Regions from separate parts of the Homo sapiens genome. Here region 2 is linked to region 1. Evidence: chromatin loops called from intact Hi-C (ENCODE). Cell type or tissue: transverse colon. All regions are shown on one strand. Each heading gives the region's core, and the rest is flanking DNA. Links, peaks and the distances in the headings are about the cores only. Region 1 has its middle 180 kb from the start of PBX1-AS1. Region 2 overlaps PBX1 (PBX homeobox 1).

Evidence for each region. A loop is a pair of places that touch in the nucleus more often than their neighbours do. Peaks named below come from ENCODE experiments on the same cell type or tissue, not always from the same donor. Only the 100,000 strongest peaks of a DNase experiment are listed, where the experiment ranks them.
Region 2: a loop joins it to region 1, with 2.7 times the contacts of the local background. A loop is called at or near these places in 2 of 110 quality-filtered maps.

Annotation. Positions count from the first base shown.
Region 1 is chr1:164,950,647-164,959,795 of GRCh38, forward strand. No RefSeq gene overlaps it. Among named protein-coding and RNA genes, the nearest start is that of PBX1-AS1, 180 kb to the left of the region's middle. In transverse colon, for the core only: no CTCF peak of the experiment used is centred there; no DNase peak of the experiment used is centred there; H3K27ac peaks cover 1,462 bases.
Region 2 is chr1:164,819,878-164,829,026 of GRCh38, forward strand. PBX1 (PBX homeobox 1) reads left to right here. Exons shown (of 9, transcript NM_002585.4): 7 at 195-307; 8 at 1,660-1,749. Among named protein-coding and RNA genes, the nearest start is that of PBX1-AS1, 50 kb to the left of the region's middle. In transverse colon, for the core only: no CTCF peak of the experiment used is centred there; a DNase peak (open chromatin) is centred at 4,204; H3K27ac peaks cover 2,408 bases.

The sequences.
Region 1 (9,149 bases), core at 320-8,319:
AAACCAGAAGGGTTTATTAGCACTTTGTTCTTTGAGGCAGAGTGGTGAATAAATGCCTTTTTCTCTTTGGAAAGAAATCTTACTAGTAACCATAGCAATAATAATTCCATCTCCAAGTGAAAATTATTATTGTTATCTTCGTTGGCAGCCCCAGTTTCTTTCCTGTCAGAAGTAGACAGAAGGCAGACACTGTCTTGAAGTCTATAAAAGGCTCACCTAAGCAGGATGGGGAGCAGCTGTTTTCTCTCTCAGCTGAGAACAGAACAAGAGAATAATGGCTTAACCGTAGAATGAGGGGCTTAAGCTAGATATGAGGAAGTGGTTCCTGGCGGCGTGCTGGATAGGTTGTCATGGGAGTTTACAGAATCCTTTTCTTTAGAAGCCTTTAAAAATAGCTTAGATAATCTGTTCATGGAATGGCAGATGTATATTCTGCTTTGCCTGTGTCCACTGCACATTTAATACACTCTTGTATGTACAGCCATGTCTTTACTAGACTCTGAAAGCAAAGGCTACTGAGCAGGGCTCTTGTCCACCAGTACCAGACATATATCATGGGCTCTGGAAATGTGAAGGAATGAGTAAAGCTGAGAGTTTGGATACAATGATTTAGCAATGATCAATTATAGCCTACTAGTTTGTGGCTAGTTAAATATTGGCCCTATGGTTATTGTCCTACAATCATTTAATAAAACAAAATTTAACCAGATGACACTATTTGGCTGAAACTCTCTTTGAAGAGTTCATTGAATCCAACTCCCTTCTTCTAGGTTGTTGACTTTGTCCGTTTGATGATTCTACACTAGCTCTTGAGTAAAAATTAAATGTTCTCTGAAGTGGTGGTTGTATCCTTCAAAAATTTATTCAAATACATGGGGAAAATACATTTACAGGAAGAACTTTAACCAGAGTTAAATCTGAGCATTCCTTCTTCCAGTGCAACTAATTCTGCCTCATCAGAGGCATGTGCTAGAAAGAGCTTTCATTTAAAAAGTAATGGTCAGAATCCTGCTCAGTTCTTCAGCAGCCGTATTTTACCTCAGAGTTGACATTTATATGCCAGCAACTCATTTGTTACAAATTCTAATTGCAGAGCAACAACCCAAAAAAAGGCAGTGCAAAGGCAAAAAGAAAAAACTCTTAGAAACCCTTTGAGAGCCCATCTAATTAAAAATGCAAATTAAGAAAGAAACCTAAAGTCGTAGTCCTGTTCGGTCTTTTCAAAGGCACCAATTACCAGTGACTCATTGGGAAAGAGACTGACTTTAATTTTAAAACAAATTTCTCAACAATATCCCATTGGCAGAAAATTAAAATGACTACCAGCTTAGTAGAACAATTAGCACTACAACCTTTGTTACCCAAACTTTACTCATTCTTGTTTTTCTGTTTCTTTAGAAACCGCTAATGTAGACCATTTTCCACTGAATTTTTCTGAAGTCCTAAGAACATTTTGTTTCTCAGTGATAAGCAATCTCATCTTTAAACTAATCCACTCCTTCCCATGAAACCATATTGAGGTACATTCCAGAAAAGAACAAACTTCTTGAAAGAATCTAAAAGAATACTTTAGGAGGCAAGATAGGGGAGGATGTTACTGCAGAATGAAGGCCCTCAGACAGGAGATATGGACTACTGAAGGATTCTTGCTAGGCCTGGGTCTGGCCATCTGTTACTGTGAATACATATCATATGTCAGGGCCTTCATTGTTGTTTTGCCTTAGGTATTAATTTATAACTTATGCATTACACTTTTTATTATCATGAGAAGTAACATGAGTTGTGGAATCGAATTTTTTTTAAAGTCTTAGAACTAGAAGAGAAGTAATATATAACAGATTATCTAGGCCAATCTATTTAGTGTTGGGCCCGCTTAATATGAATTAGATGTATGTATCAGTCAGGGTCCAACCAGAAGATAGAAACCACACAATAAAGTGAACAAGGAAATGTAATATAAAGAATTAACTATAATAGTAGATTGAAGTAACAGGGGATTGGCGAGTAAGAGGTAAAGAGAGTCTAAAGAATATAGGGTAGCAGATAAAAGGAGCAGTCACTACCCCCAGAACTCATATAAAGTGTTCCAGAAAGACTCCCTTCTCTCTTCCTTCCAACCTGAGATCCAGATAGGGCATAGCTGTGGCTCACTAGATAATAAAGAATTAACTAAGGTGTCAAACAGGTGGACTTTGCTAGGAATTCATCCTGTGGAGTGCTAGGGGAAGCTGTCACTAGTCAGGCACTGCACCTGAGAACTTGCTGAACAATCCCATAAAGGATCAGCCAGGGAATGTTATGATGAGGAGGTTCCTTGCCAATGCACTCCATTGCAGACACCTAAGGGGGTGAAGCAGGGAAGCTGCTGGCCACTAGACCTGCTGCAGAAGCCAGGCATTGGGGAAACTGGCACTGCAGGAGCCAGGCGCTGGAGAAGCTGCCTGGGCTGCAGGCTCTGGGGACTAAGGAAGCTGTGCACCCTGTGGAAGATAGGTGCTGGGGAAGCTGTGCATGCAGCAGGAACTTTGCCCTGGGGAAGACACTTACACTGCAGGAGTAGAGCACTGTGGAAGTTGCAAATGTTGCAGGACATTGGCAAGAAAGCACAAAGGAACCAGGAAGGAAAACTCCATTGTCTATCAGTGTCCTTCTAGCATCCTCTACTGACAAAGTTTGACATTGTGCCTGCTGGCAAAAGAAATATTTAAAGGACCCATCTCCATTTTTTACAGAGCAGGCAATAAAATTTGGATTTAAAACCGAAAAGCAATACATTGATATTGGCACAGTGCCTATATTATATGGACACACATTTTGCATACATTACTAAATTTATTCCCTATAATATATCTAAAAAGTAAATATCATCATGTACAAGATAGAGAGGTTCCAGTGTTAAAAAAAAGAGTCACTGAGCTAGTAAGCAGCAGAATGAAGATTCAAATTCAGTTTTGGGCAACACCGAGCCTATCCATTGTCTTTCTGTACTACGTTTTCTCCAGTGATGCCTAGATGTCTTGGAAAAGTGGTGGCCTAGCGGGACAAACTTAGGGAGGGCCTGAGTATGAGGAGTATGAAATGGGGATGGGAGGGATTCTAAAAGGCTGGGCTGTGGTGGGAATGGGATTGTATTGCTGTGAGTTGTGGAGCCTGGGAAAATCTGAAAGGCAGAGTCTGGAGCAAAACTGAGATTAGAACTAAAACACAAGTCCACACGGGCTAGGCAAAAATACTGAGATTAGGTTTAAGGCAGTAGGATGAAACTGGGGTCAGGGACACACCAAAGCAAAGAAAGTAAGTCCCAAGCACAGGCCACCAATTCCTTGAGATGAATTGCCCCTGCTGGCTATGGAGGGGACTGTGGCCGTGCTTACATGGCCACAGAGGGTGGCTAGGGGTGTGGTTTTGGTTCATCAGGCTAACAAGTCAATGGTTAAACTAGGACTATAGCCTGTCTCCCTTGACTCCCATTTCCGTGCTCTAGTCACACTTGTTTTCACCACCTATTAACTCTAGAGTTAGATAGCAACAGACAAAAGTGAGTGAACCAGCTGGACTCCACAGCACTTAGCTTGTTGAAGTTATCAGAGGGCACAAAAGTGGAAGATATTGATCATGCTTACTTCAGCTTAAACATTTGATGTTTTCATAGCACTGTGCATTCTCTCCCTTTGTATCCTATGAGCCTTCATGAGTGGGTGTTTGGCAAGTATTCAGGAACCACGTTCACAGACGGAGCTTCACATCGTCATTGATGTTTGTCAGGCCTTCCAATCAGGGCTACTTGGCCTTGACTGAACACTGGAATCACCTGGAAAAAAGAAAATACTAATGCCTGGGGCTATTTTATACCAATAACCAGAGTATATTTCCAAGTTCCTCAGATGATTCTAGTGTAAATCCAAGGTTGAGTATCACTGTCTTTTCTTGACTGTAGCAGGGTGACATTGAGAGAGACAAAAAAAAAAAAAAAAAAAAAGAAAAGAAAAGAAAAGAAAGAAAAAAAAATAGCCCTCTCTTCTCTCTTCTCCTTTACTCTCCGGTGGGATTCTGAGATCAACTCCTTTTACAGAGCAGTCGCCCACTCGGCTGTGTTGCACATTGACATCCCAGGAAAGACTCTGAACTCAGTGCTAGTTAAGAAAACAGGCTAGCGACTCTGCAGAAAGAAGTTATTAATATAAAGATGTACTGGTTTCTAAAGCCGAGGACCAACACTACATGGAAGACTGGCATTTTCTTTGTTGGAAGGGAAACTTGTTACAGATCTGAGGCTGATCCACTTGTCTGCCTTAAGTAAATGAGGTGTGCTCCCAACAACTACCTAAAGGTAAGATTTTAACCAGGAAATCCTGATCTCCAGTGACATATGCGATGGGGAAAAGCAACGAGACATTGTTTTGCTTGGTGATGGGTGAAGCCCTAAAGACTCAATCTGGTCTTGATGAACATCCAAGAATCTGGATGTGAGCATCCCGCTGAGGTAGGAGCTTCTGCCAATGATGAGGGTAAGGAAGTCTGTGGTTTCTTGCAGTGTCAGATTTGTTCGGTTTCAGTTTAAACAAATACCATAATTTCTGTCCTAGGGTATAAACAAGCAGGTTTTAGTCTTGTTTCCAGATGCCATTTCTACCCATGGAACTAGTTGCATATCTAATAAAAAACAAAATGTTATTTAACCTTCAATTTGTTCTATGTCATTCCACATTATTTAAGGTAGTTCCCCTTAGCTTTGTGAAACAGAATAAAATTCAGATTTCAAGCAAGGTAAAATTATTTAAAAACTTATTATGGAAAATTTCAATTCTGTGCACCGAATAGTAGAATAAACTGTATTGTGTGTATTATCCAGCTTTAACAATTATCAACTCCTGGCAAATCTTGTTTCACCAATATACTTGCCTACTATCCTCCACGATATTCTTTGGAAGCAAATTTCAGACATCATATTATTTCATCCACAAATATTTAGATATATAACTCTTAAGATACATGAACTTTTAAAGATAATGTAATAAAATATTAATGATAATTACTCAATACTATCTAATACCCAGTGTCTCATCTACCAGTTTTTATCAATTTTATATCAATTAAATTAACTTTTTACATTTTGTTTACATTAAGATCCAAATAAGCTGCATACATTGTAATTAGTTGAAATTCCCAAATTTCTTTTAATTTATAAATTCCCTTTAATTTTTTTCCTCTCTTGTAATGATCTACTGAAGAGTCTGGGTAGTGTGACCTGTAGGGCTTCCCACAGACTAGGTGTTGCCTATTGCACCTCCATGGTATCCTTTAACATGTCCTCCTGTTCTATATATTTCTCATGATTTAGTTGTTGGATATATACATTCAGGTTTTTGGGGCAAGACTACTTCAGAGGTGATATTGTGTTCTAACATCAGGCAACACACAAGGGCTGGTTCCCACTATTTTGTAATCTTAGCAGCCACTGATTATCAGTGCCTACATCCAGCAGCTCACACCTGTAATCCCAGTACTTTGGGAGGCCAAGGAAGGCAGATCATTTGAGGTCAGAAGGTTGAGACCAGCCTGGCCAACATAGCAAAACCTTGTCTCTACTAAAAAATACAAAAATTAGCTGGCATGGTGGCATGCACCTGTAGCCCCAGCTGCTCAGGGAGTCTAAGACAGGTGAATCGCTTGAACCCGGGAGGCAGAGGTTGCAGTGAGCTAAGACTGCACCACTGCACTCCAGCCTGGGTGACAGAGTGACACTCTATCTCAAAAATAAATAAATATATAAATAATAAATAAAAATCAGTAGTCCCAGCTACTCAGGAGGCTGAGGCAGGAGAATTGCTTGAACCCAGGAGGTGAAGGTTGCAGTGAGCCAAGATCGTGCCACTGCACTCCAGCCTGGGCGACAGAGCAAGACTCTCTCAAAAAAATAATAAAATGAAAGAAAAAGAAAATGATAAATTCACATTCTATCATTCCTCTATTATTAAAAAAATGGAATGTGTGTATAAGATAAATTTTTCTTCATCTTTTTTTTGGATCCTCAATAGAACAGCTCACATAGGAAAGGAAGGACAAAGTATCGATTTTGTTTCCCTTTATTTCTCTTCATTTATTAATTTTAAAAATAGTTGTTTATAAGATTTCTCCAGTGGTGGCCAAGTAATTTCTTAAAATAGCTTTGTGTTATAATTGACACACAATAAATTAGACTATTTCAAAGATCTGGTATTCTAAGTTTTATAATTTATATACACCTGTGAAACCATCACTACCTACTGTCAGGATGATGAACATATCATCATCCCCAAAAGTTTCCCCATTCCCCTGAATAATCCCTTGCTCCCATCCTCTACACTCACCCTAGATTCCCCAGGCAACTACCACTCTGCTTTCTGTTATTTTAGATTAGGTTATAATTTTCTAGAATTTTGTATAACTGTAATCATACAGTATATTTTCTCTCTGTCTCTCTCTCTCTTTGTTTTTGATACAGGATGTCGCTCTGTCTCCCATGCTGCAGTGCAGTGGCACAATCATGGCTCACTGCAGCCTTGACCTACTGGGTTCAAGCAGTCCTCCCACCTCAGCGTGACACCACACCCAGCTACTTTTTCTATTATTATTATTATTATTATTATTTAAGTGGAAATAGTGTCTTACTATGTTGCCCAGGCTGGTCTTGAACTCCTGTGCTCAAGAAATCCTCCCACCTTGGCCTCCCAAAGTGTTGAGATTACAGACGTGAGCCACTGCACCAGGCTGTCTCTCTTTTCTTGATTGGGGGGGTGGTCTGGCTTCTTTCACTCAGCACGATTATGTTGAGATTCTTCTATAATGACTACATGGATCTATAGTTCATTACTTTTTATATCTGGAGTATTCCATTCTATAGATCTCCAGGTTCATGATTTTTAATCAAATTTAGAGAAATTCTAGCTATCGTTTCTTTCAATTTTTTTTTACTGTTCCCTGCTCTACTGTCTTTCAGACTCCAATTTCCTGTATATTAAGATGCTTGAAATTGTCCCACAGCTCTCTTCTTAGTCTTTGAAACAATTTTTTCTCTTTGTGTTTCATTTTAGATAGTTTTATCTGTATGTTTTCAAGTTTGTTATTCTTTTATTCTGCAATGTCTAATCTGCCATTAATCCCATCTAGTGTATTTTACATCTCAACCATGTTTTCTTGTCAATAAGTTTTATATATATATATATATAGTAGGTTGATTTTCCTCCTCATTGCAGATAGTATTTTTCTGCTTCTTTGCATGCCTGTCTTTTTTTGTTGGATGTCGGATGTGATTTTTACTTTGTTAGGAGCTGGATATTTTTTAATTTCTATAATTGTTCTTGAGCATTGTTTTGGGATGCTCTATGAGTTACTTGGAAAGAGTTTGTTTTTTTCAGGTTTTGCTTTTAAGCTGTTTCACTTCATCTATTATTTGGTTCCTCAGTACAAGAGCCTAGAATTTTTGTGTAACATTAACTTTCCCCAGTATAGAGACAAAGCCCTTTGAGTACTCTGCTCATTGCCCTGTGAGTTATGAGGTTTTACACTCTGTCCGGTGGGAACAGACACAACTTCCAGCCCCACGTGAGCACCAGGGATCACATCCCCTCATCCTTTTGGGGAATTCTTTCTCCAGCCTGAGGTGGCCCCCCACATGCAGATGCTGAATAGTGCACAGACATCCCCAGGGGAGTATTTACCAGAGTGTTCCAGTACTCAGCAGGCATGTGCATGTTGGGGGTAGAAGGCATACATCAAGAGTTCCATTTTGGTCATGTAATATTTAAAATGTGTAAGAGATCTTCAAGTAGGGATGTTGAATAGAGAGTTGGAAATGTGAGACTGAAGCTCAGAGATATCTGGGCTAAAGAGATACATTTGGAAACCATGTTCATAAAAAATGTTATTTCACTGATGGTAAAGCATGATCTTATGTAAGAAGTGTTTGGAATGGCCGGGCGCGGTGGCTCACGCTTGTAATCCCAGCACTTTGGGAGGCCGAGGCGGGCGGATCACGAGGTCAGGAGATCGAGACCATCCTGGCTAACACGGTGAAACCCCGTCTCTACTAAAAATACAAAAAAAATAGCCGGGCGTGATGGTGGGCGCCTGTAGTCCCAGCTACTCGGGAGGCTGAGGCAGGAGAATGGCGTGAACCCGGGAGGCGGAGCTTGCAGTGAGCCGAGATTGCGCCACTGCACTCCCGCCTGGGCCACAGAGCGAGACTCCGTCTCAAAAAAAAAAAAAAAAAAAAGAAGGGTTTGGAAAGAAGATAGCCCTGGATTTAGACCTATGGAATCCTAACATTTTCAGATTAAAGGGGGAGATCACAGAAAGGAGACTGAGAAATAACAACCAGTGAGGTAGGGGAAAATTTGAGAGAGAAAAATGTGTCATGGAAGTTACCAGGGAATATGTTTTTCAAGACAGAGGGTGTTTTTGACTGGGTCAAATGTCGCTAAGAGTTTAAGTAAGATGAGAACAGAGGAGATTTGGTAACAGGGATGATGTCACTAGTGATCTTCACAAGAATAGTTCGGGCAGAGCAGTGAAGGCAGAGGCCATGTCATGATGGTTTGAAGAATGGGGCGTTGAAGAAAGAAAACAGCACATGAATACAACTCTTCCAAGGAGTCTGGCTCCAAAAGGAAGAAGAAAAAACAAGAAAACCATGAAGAGGACTTCAGCACTCAAGTGAAGCCCCTGACTCAGAGAGATAAAGCATCTCCCTCTCTTTTCTCAGGGGCTGTCTTTTACATGAAGGGAAGTTCATGTAGGTATTTCTCCATCCAGCTCCTTTTACTTTTCGTCAATAAAGATTCCTCAAAAATCCTGTCATTGTGTGGTCCATCAGGCTTTGATTTTGGTGAGCTTGTAACTATTTTAGTGGAAAGTTGTCATCCAAAGGCATGGGGCTGCAAGCCAGATGCTATTTGCAAGCAGTTCTTCTGCAGAAACAGCTCAGCTGGTCTTCCCACCTCCAGTCTTGACTCATTAAATCCGTTCTTCCCATTGCAGTGGGACTACTCTCTTTAGAATCTAAATGTGGCCTACTCATAACCATGCTCAATTCCTTTCAAGGGGAATAAGCCCAAGCCCCCTTATCAGGACGCAGGAGGTCCTCCATGACACAGGCCTGCCATCTCTCT
Region 2 (9,149 bases), core at 865-8,864, 130 kb before region 1:
AACATAAACAATATGCACCCTTTATTGCTTGCTCTGTTCTTCATGCTACTAACCAGACTCTGTTGATGTTATTTTTATTTTAGTTTTTATTTGGGGGGGGTTGCTTTGCATGTCATTCTTCCTCTTGGCTGTTAGTTGCGGGGTTTGAGCCTTTTCCTTTCTGTGATTCAGGTGCCTCACTCTTTCCTTTCCAGGTTCTTCCAGTTCTTTTAACATGTCAAACTCTGGAGATTTGTTCATGAGCGTGCAGTCACTCAATGGGGATTCTTACCAAGGGGCCCAGGTTGGAGCCAACGTGCAATCACAGGTAGGGACCCAGCCAATATGTCACCAGGTGAATGCCTTAGAGTCCAAGAGCCCTCAGTTGTATTGGACTTCCTGCTTCTGTCCAGAGAGAGAGAGAAAAACAGATCAGAACCAAAACCTTACCAACGACCGAACCAAAATCAAGACAACCATTGTCATGGGGAATCTCGTCCACACTTTGTGAATGCATTTGGCTCTGGCTTTTCAGTTGTACTTGGAAGGCAGGAGAAGAACAGTAAGCACAGGGCAAGGTGACCGAGACACATCAGGCAGGTGGAACCAGCATATTCTTTATTCACCAAAGGGAAAAGGAGGAGGTGTTCAGGATGTTACCTCAATTTCCAGGTCTCCCTCTCATGTGTTGGTTTCTCCTGCTCAATATTTACCATATAAAGAGGCAATTAACAAGCAAGCAAATATATTACTATCGGACGTTTTCATTTTAAGCTTTAAAAACACCCAGCCAGGTTGACTAAATACATTTCTTAGTCATCCTTGAGGTCAAGGGACTTGAGTTTCTGGTGATGAGTAGAAGTCCACATTGGGAAGCAAAATCAAGCCATGTGATATCAAATTTTAGTGTTCCATAGTAAGCAGATTTCCTTCATGATACTTGAAGAAGCCATCCTACTACCTCAGCATGAAACATGTTGTGAGAGGGTAAAGTAGTATGCTGTGGGTCAGAATTACTAGGGAAGTTCTGAGCCATGTCAGCCTAGTTTCCCACCCTCCATGTGGAACAAGAAGCATTACAAGCCCGGAACAGACCAACTGGTCAGCGATTCACCCCTTTCTTGAGAAACATTGCCTGGAAACCAGTTTGAAGTGATATGGTCAGGCTTTGGTCAAGTGACTAAACAACTGGCCATCACTTAAGTCCTCAAAAAATACAAGGTCTCAATCAAGTACTGCTCTCTCTGTGAGATGGCTGCCCAAACCTCCTCTAAACAGAACCTTTGTTTTTATAGGATACCCAGCAAAGGAACAGCTGTATAGGATGACCTGTAGGGAAGAAAAATGGGGAGAAAAGAAAATTCCTTCATGCTTTCCCCTCCAGCTCCCTCTATCATCCTAATCCTTACCATCTCATGCAGACTTGTTGAACTAGTTTCAATGTGGAGATCCCAGTTTTCTTTTACCATTTTACGTCTTGCTTACTGAACTCAGAATTCTTTATGGATTGGCATACGGAGGAAGCTAGCCTCCTCCTAATGGACTCTCCCAGGACAACTGTCTCCAAAATGATTGCATTAATATGGCATGCCCAAATGGTGGCCTGCCTGATGATGATCTGCCTCCCTTTTCCTACACCTCTCTGACTAATTTTCTCTCTGTTATTGTTCATCTGTTTAGGTGGATACCCTTCGCCATGTTATCAGCCAGACAGGAGGATACAGTGATGGACTCGCAGCCAGTCAGATGTACAGTCCGCAGGGCATCAGTGTAAGAAAACAAGCCCCCCCACCCCCTGCTTTGTTTTTATTCTTTCACTACCAATTATTTCAAAGCCATAGGGCCCAGAATGCCACTTAGTAGGGCTTATCTTAGCTTTACGGTCACCTAGTTTCTTGTTTCTGTATCGGTCATGCCATCGGCAGCATTCTACCCACAAAAAAAGTGGCGATTGGGCAGGCTTCATGCAGGCAGCTGGCGTCTAGGGCTGTCAGACGCAATCAGTGTTTGCATGGCACCTGCGGCCACATGCGTTCAGCTAGAGGAGCTGCTAAACAGGTGACACCTAGTACAACAGTGGTAGGAAATGTGACCACAAGCTGGGGCCTGGGAACCTGGGAGGTGAAACCAGTAGCCAAAATCCATTGCATCCACGTCTGTGGTCTGAAAAAAAAAATACTTTTTTTCAATCTGTCTATGGACGATTAAAAAGAAAATTAACACAGAAGCTGGGTATGTAGAAGGGATGGGGAGGGATGCAGACCATCTTCTACTTGTTCTTGGGTACGCTGGCGGCTCCTGACTAGCATGAAAATTCATAGCGACAAGCTATGTCGCACAGAGTGAAATCGATCAGACAGACACAAGGAGAACCGAGTGTAGATTTGGGACAGCAATCCAACTTGATTTCTCAGATCAATCGTCTGCTTTCTCAGCAGCGGTGACAGCAAGCTGGGACAAGAGGGCAGCCTGGAAAAGGAGGCTGTTTTTTAGATCAGGGATGATTCCTGGGCTTTTAGAGGTCACAGGAGGCTTGAGTAGAACTATTGGCTCTTAACTATTGAAGAAAGGTTTGGGTGGTGGGTAGTGATCATTTTTTATTGTTTGTTTCTGTTGCTATGATTAAAGTGAATGAGGGATCGAAGGAAGAAGAGTTAGGCATGATTTATTAATGTAATCTATACTAATGGAGATATAATGTCTGCAGTGAAGGAGGTGATGACCTCTTCAACTGCGTTGGTCAAGTCATACATGATTCTGTCTGGTTTGGGAGGATTAAGAGAATATCAGTTATTTCTCAGATCAGATGAGGAATGATTGAACACATTAGGAATTCTTACCTCATAAAAGAGAAAATTTGGGGGTTACATAGTAGTGTAAGGCATGCTAACACTATTAGATTCATCATGAATGATCTAAAGGGGTTAGGATAGGATAGGACTACTAAGTAGTGGATTCAGAGAAACAGGTTTCACTTCAACATCTGATGGACCTTTCTCACAGTAAGAGTCCTCCAAAGAAGGGGTTGGCTGCCCTTAAGTGTTCCCCATCATTGGAAAATTCAAACATGGCTTGGCTAGCTGCTTGGTAAGGATGTTGCAGAAGGAAGTCAGGCAGCAGATTTTGATTGTCTTGATGACTTTTAAGGCCACTTACATTAGGGAGTCTTTATTTTCTACCTTTTTCAGGCAGAATCTCCTCTTGAGTTTACACAATATTTATCAAGTCTTCTCTGGAATGGAAGGAGAGAAGTCAAAGTTAACCCTGTTAAACATATTCTAGACAATCATTTTACTTTCTTGGAAGGATTTTTAGGACAGAGAGATTCTTCCCATCTTGTGCTTGTTCTAACTACATTAACTATTAGTACTGCATTGATGGCTGACTTACTGGGAAGACTGCTTGGAAAAATACAAGAAGCCATTGTGGGAAAGTGTATTCTCCAAAAGAATTCCAAATGAATGAAGTTGTTTGGATTTTGTCTGAGTGCAGGTTTATACACACATGCATTTATGTATTTCCTGAATCTTTTTGGGATATAAGTTTTTCCAGAGAAAGCTTTGCTCTGTGCATAAGCAGAAGAGAAGAACATGAGGAAAGCACAAGAGTGTAGGGACAAGAACCTGGCCATACTCAAAAGGAACTGAAGGAAGTCCACATGACTGGGCAGGAAATGGGGCTGACACTGCTGTTATTTGGCGTCTTTCTTTCCTAATTGGGCAGCATAGAAGAGAGAGAGCAGCAGTCAGACTCTGGGGGGTGGGGGGGGGGGTCAACACTGACCCCTCTGACATCATCTGGTGGGCTGGGAATAATTTCTGAAATAGTGTAACCAAACATGTGCAGACAATTATGTCTGATGACATAAGCCCACCACAAAAACTGGGCCTGAAAATGCCACTTGAAAGAGTCTCTCACTTTGCATTAATTTTTTTTTCCATGAACTGTGGTTATTTTATTTCTGGGTCTTTAATATGCAGGGTAAATGAATCAAAGGCTGATCGTGATATGTTCTTTTGATATCAGTTTTAAATTGTGCCACCTGCAGGAGGCTAAGCTTGTTATAGTGAGATGTATTTTTAGATGGTGGTATTCGATGCTAAGACATGTGTGTATAGAGCAGGACAATGACTGCCAGCAGGAGAGAGAGAGGAGGGGAGACAAGAAGAGACAAGGACAGGAATGAAAGCTTTGAGCCAAGAAATGAAAATAAACAGTTCCTAACCCCAAAGCTGCAGTGGAATTCCCAGCTGGGCTCTGGATTGTGTTTGATTCGGTGGAGGACATTTTCTGGGCAGCGTTTATCTGCTCCCCTGGCTGGGCTTTCACAGCACCCATATCTTATCCAAGCAGCATCTATTTTAAGCCCTGTAAAGTTCAGACCATTTGCCTTTAACTGACCACACAGCAGTAGAATTGCAAGGTGCGGTGGTAGGAGTATTATAAAGGGAGTTGGGAGCTGCTAGTCCTAGTAACTCATGTGCCCGTGGGCAAATATTGAATCTCTCTTCTAGAAAATGGGGACAGTAATTCCCACCCTTTATACTTACTTCAAGGACTGGCTTAGGGCAAATGAGAAAATAAGTCGGAAAGGGATTGGCAAAGCATAAATTATTCCACATGAATGCAGTATGAAATTTTGTAAGTGATAACTTTCTGATTTGACCTTTTTTCTCCTCTGATGTGAGCAGTTTTCTCAGTAGGTAGTTCCTAGTGAGGATAGGTTAGGACACATTTGTCACTTTTTTTTCTCTTCTGATGGAAAGGTGTGCTTTTGAGATGGATATAGTGTTATGCAAGGCCTAAAGACCCCCTTCCTTAGCCATGGTGAGAGTTAAATTATACCTCCTTAAGTACTTTGTGTTCTCATGTGACAATGGGCAATACTTACTAAGCTTAGAGTGGCTCTAAGTAATGGAGGGAGATTACTCCACTTCTCTGTCAATCAGACATACTTAAAGATCACTTAGCTATCACATTCTTTCCTATCCATTCTCACTGCCACCATCCTAGTTCTAGAAATAGTTCATTAACTAGACTATTGCCATAACTTCCTAATCACTGTTGCTGTCTTTAATTCCTCCTCTCTCCCACACACCCTCTGAATTTTGTCATTCGTTGCTCAGAAATCTATTGCCTACCCAAGCAAGCTCAAACCCTGAGTACGACATTCAGGGTCTCTTACATCTGGGCCCAGCCTTCCTGTCCTTCTACCTCATCCTCCTGTCATCAAAATAAACTCTGGATGCCATTCAGTATGGCCAGCTCATCTTTACCTCATTACCCATTTTTCCCCTTACATTTACTCATGTATGCCATCTACACAAATGTCCTTTCATTCCCACATCACCTCTCCATCCCACCCCACTATCCAAATCACACTGAGTCTCAAGCCCAGCTCCTCCTTCGTGTCTTTCTTCTTCTTAGTCCTTCTCCCCCTCTTCTCTCTACTTTATCACAGACACACATTTTCTTTGCACTGTACATACATGCGCAGAAATTACCTCTGTGTCTTTCACTTCTGCCCATGTGTATGGTCCTAAAAATGCATGTTCTAGTTGCTCAAAACATGTTCGTTGAATGAATAAATCAGGGAGGGGAAGAAAAGATGCTACTAAATTAAAAATTCATTTTAATGACCAATAGCCACATCTAGTGTACCAGCTATAAAGTATCTGATGAGAATTACTACTTTAAATGCTTATCCACAATTATACTGTCTTTAAGATCCAAAAATATCCTTAAGTCTTTCTTTTTGGAAAAAGTTTTTCAAACTTTCCGGCTGATGTATATTCTCTGAGAATAAGATTCAAATCAGCAGTAAGTGTGTGAATTTATATGGTGATGATATTGCAGACATAATTATCCTCAGCAGTAGGATCATTCTTATTATGAATTTTGTAAAATTTCTTTCACTCCTCCTATCCTTAAAGAGTCCCTGTGTTTCTATACTAAAAGAATCCCTGTTTAAAAAAAGTATATATACCTGTTTGTAGGATAGCCATGCATGTAGCAACATAGTATTGTTTGTGGGATAGCTGTGCATGTAGCAACATAACATTGTTGTAACTGGATTCTCATTGTTGTAATTGCCCTCCCTACTAGATGTGGTATTGGAACCTCCAAGGACAACCTGGAGGAAGGTGGAAGCAACTTGAAATTGGGAAACTTAGGTCCTTCTTGTGACTTTTCTTTTAAGGAGTCACTTCACCTCTGTGTTGTTGCTTCATCTGTAAAGTTTATTAGATAAGCAAACTGAAAGCTCTCTTTCAGCTCAACAGCTCTAGAATTCTACATTTATGATCTTTGATTCATTGTTAGCTCAAGGGACACCAGACTAAATTGTAGATCATCCCTCCAGAAAACTCTTTCATTAGAGTTAGTAACTTCTATTCTTTCTAGCCAACCCCAGTGTTCAAATTATATCTTGAAACCCAAATGGGAAGGAAGAAGTGCTCTCGTTACACAAACTTTTCCCTTTGAATTCCTTGGATATTTGTGATAGCAGAAAGCATTATTCTTTAGGGTAAACCTTTTTTGTTTGTTTGTTTGTTTTCTTTTTTTTTGAGGCAGAGTCTCGCTCTGTCACCCAGGCTGGAGTGCAGTGGTGTGATCTCAGCTCACTGCAACCTCTGCCTCCTGGGTTCAAGCGATTCTTGTGCCTCAGCCTCCTAAGTAGCCGGGATTACAGGTTTGCACCACCATGCCCAGCTAATTTTTGTGTTTTCAGTAGAGATGGGGTTTCACCATGTTGGCCAGGCTGGTCTCAAACTCCTGACCTCAAGTGATCCTCCTGCCTCAGCCTCACAAAGTACTGGGATTATAGGTGTGAGCCACTGCACCTGGCCACTATATTTAATTGTTTTAAAATGTGGGTTATGGGAATGAATTTACTCCAGCCAGTCTTTGATGTAAATAGATACCCCTGTGGATTTTTCTTATTCAAAAGGTTTGGTGAAAATGGAAATAAGTGTCAGCATTATCTCTACAAAGGTAACATGCCGTTAACATCAATTTATGACACAAAAAAAACTCATTAATCTTGCTTTGTAATCATTATAGTAATAGAAAAATAGAGATGAAGCTTTTATCATTGTAAAACTGTAACATAGGTGTTTTTGTTTTTTCTTTTCTCCCATGTTAGGTAAGGGGGAAAAAGGAACATTTACCAAGTAAATAAATAGTATATAAATCATTAGGACAAAAATAGCCTCCTATTTAAATGAACATATTTCAGACATTTGGATACCACGGGGATACTTAGTAATACTTGGCCACATGCCATAATTTTAATTTTTTCTTAACTATTTCTGAGAGACCTCCTTCCACTTAAAGTATATATTAGTAAGATGTTGCCACATGTGGAATTGTAAGGCTGGGAACTGAGGGTAATAATTAAAATTCATATGCATATCTTTGAAAACTCATGTTAATTATACACAGTTTTAATTCTTCTATTTTACCAGCTGAATTTGAATTTCAAAGGGATGAAAACATACCCAGATGTGCCCCCCAGTTGGTTGTCTTTGGGTACCTTCTGGTGCTATGACCAGGAACTAGTGAACAGCCCCAAAACTGAGGGGTAAAGGTACCAAGGAAAATCGAGGGGTCTGAATGTGGCAGACCAGACTGTATAGTGTTTGAAGGCAGCAGAGATAGAGTAGATAGATGGAAGCTAACAGCCTCACTTTCCTTCATGACAAAACTATTGGGAAACAGAGTAAGTAAGTGCCTTTCCTTCTTATAGGGCCTTTAAACCTAGCACCATAACAAACCTGAGACCAGAAAAGCATTTTATTTCAGCCCACGATGATTGAAGAAGCAAAAAATATCCCAGTAATGTGATTTCATATGCAATCCAATGTTTTTCCCCAGCTCCCAAGTGAAAGCCCTTAAAAGTACAAATGAGGTCAGATCATTCAATGGCTTATTCATGCATTCATTTATTCATTTGCTTATTCATTCATTCACTCATTCATTCAATAAACATAAGCATTTTTTACCTTGAGGAATGAAGCTACATCATGGTACATCCAGGTCAAATTGGAGAAACTCTGATGTCAGTCAGGGTACATTTTCCCTTTTAGTCTCATTCAGCACTTTGTCTGGGATTGAATTTCCTGTTCCTAGAAGACTAGACCAAGGGAACTGACCAACTCTATAGCCTAGGAGGGAATTTGAAATTAAATTATATGACAGAAGGGGGGAATTTAGGACCAACCAGCAACAGTTTGAGAAAAGTACCAACCCCAACCAAATAGATATACCATGGACTTAATAATATAATAAAAAGCATTATTTTGTAGAAACTGCTTCTCTCTTTGTAGAACTAGTTGCAATGAGTTATGATCTTAAACCTAGTGATATGATCACACTAAACAGTATCACATTTAGGCTGTGTGTGTTTGTGTATGCGTGTGTGTGTGTGTGTGTACATGTACATTCCACTTTTGCCTGTGTGACTATGAACAAGTCAGTTTCTCATGATAGGACTCAGTTTTCTGAATTCCAAAGAGGACAGTTGAGCTGGATTTTGTTTAGGGCATCTTCCAATGCCAGTTCCATTTATAAACAATTATTGTTTTTCCATTCCCAAGAAAATGCAAGATTGTGTTTTGGGGAAGATTCTCAACTGTGAGATGACAGCGTATGCTATGTTCCTTTCATTGCAATTGGTGTTTTATAGCATCCTGCCCAGCCTGGCCCGCATTTGGCCCCGTAGCCATGCTGTCCTCAGGCTAGGATCTGGTTAGTTGTTCCAGACTCAAGTTGGTCCCTCCTTCTGCTCTGTGGAGAAAAATCACAACCTCAAAGGGATAGGTTTTTTTTTTTATGGTTGCTCCTGAAAGTGGCATGGTCCCTCTAGATGTCAGCAAATATTAAGGCAATTAAATAAGGCAAATTAATTATGGGAAACATTAGCATTGATTTCTGAAGACAGTCTTCTTCTTGCTGAGTCTAGCCTCACCCCTTCTTGCCTTTTAGGAAGAGTTCCATGTTCTTAGACAAGCTTGTTTTCGGATAAAATATTAGACTTTTTTCTTAGAAAATCCCTTTGTTTTAAAATTGGTAATTTTTAAAAATCCCAATCTCTGGCTACATTTGAGTTTGAGGAAATTCTTTTTCACATCTCTAAATATGTTTCAATTTGATAGTATTAGTAAATAAGT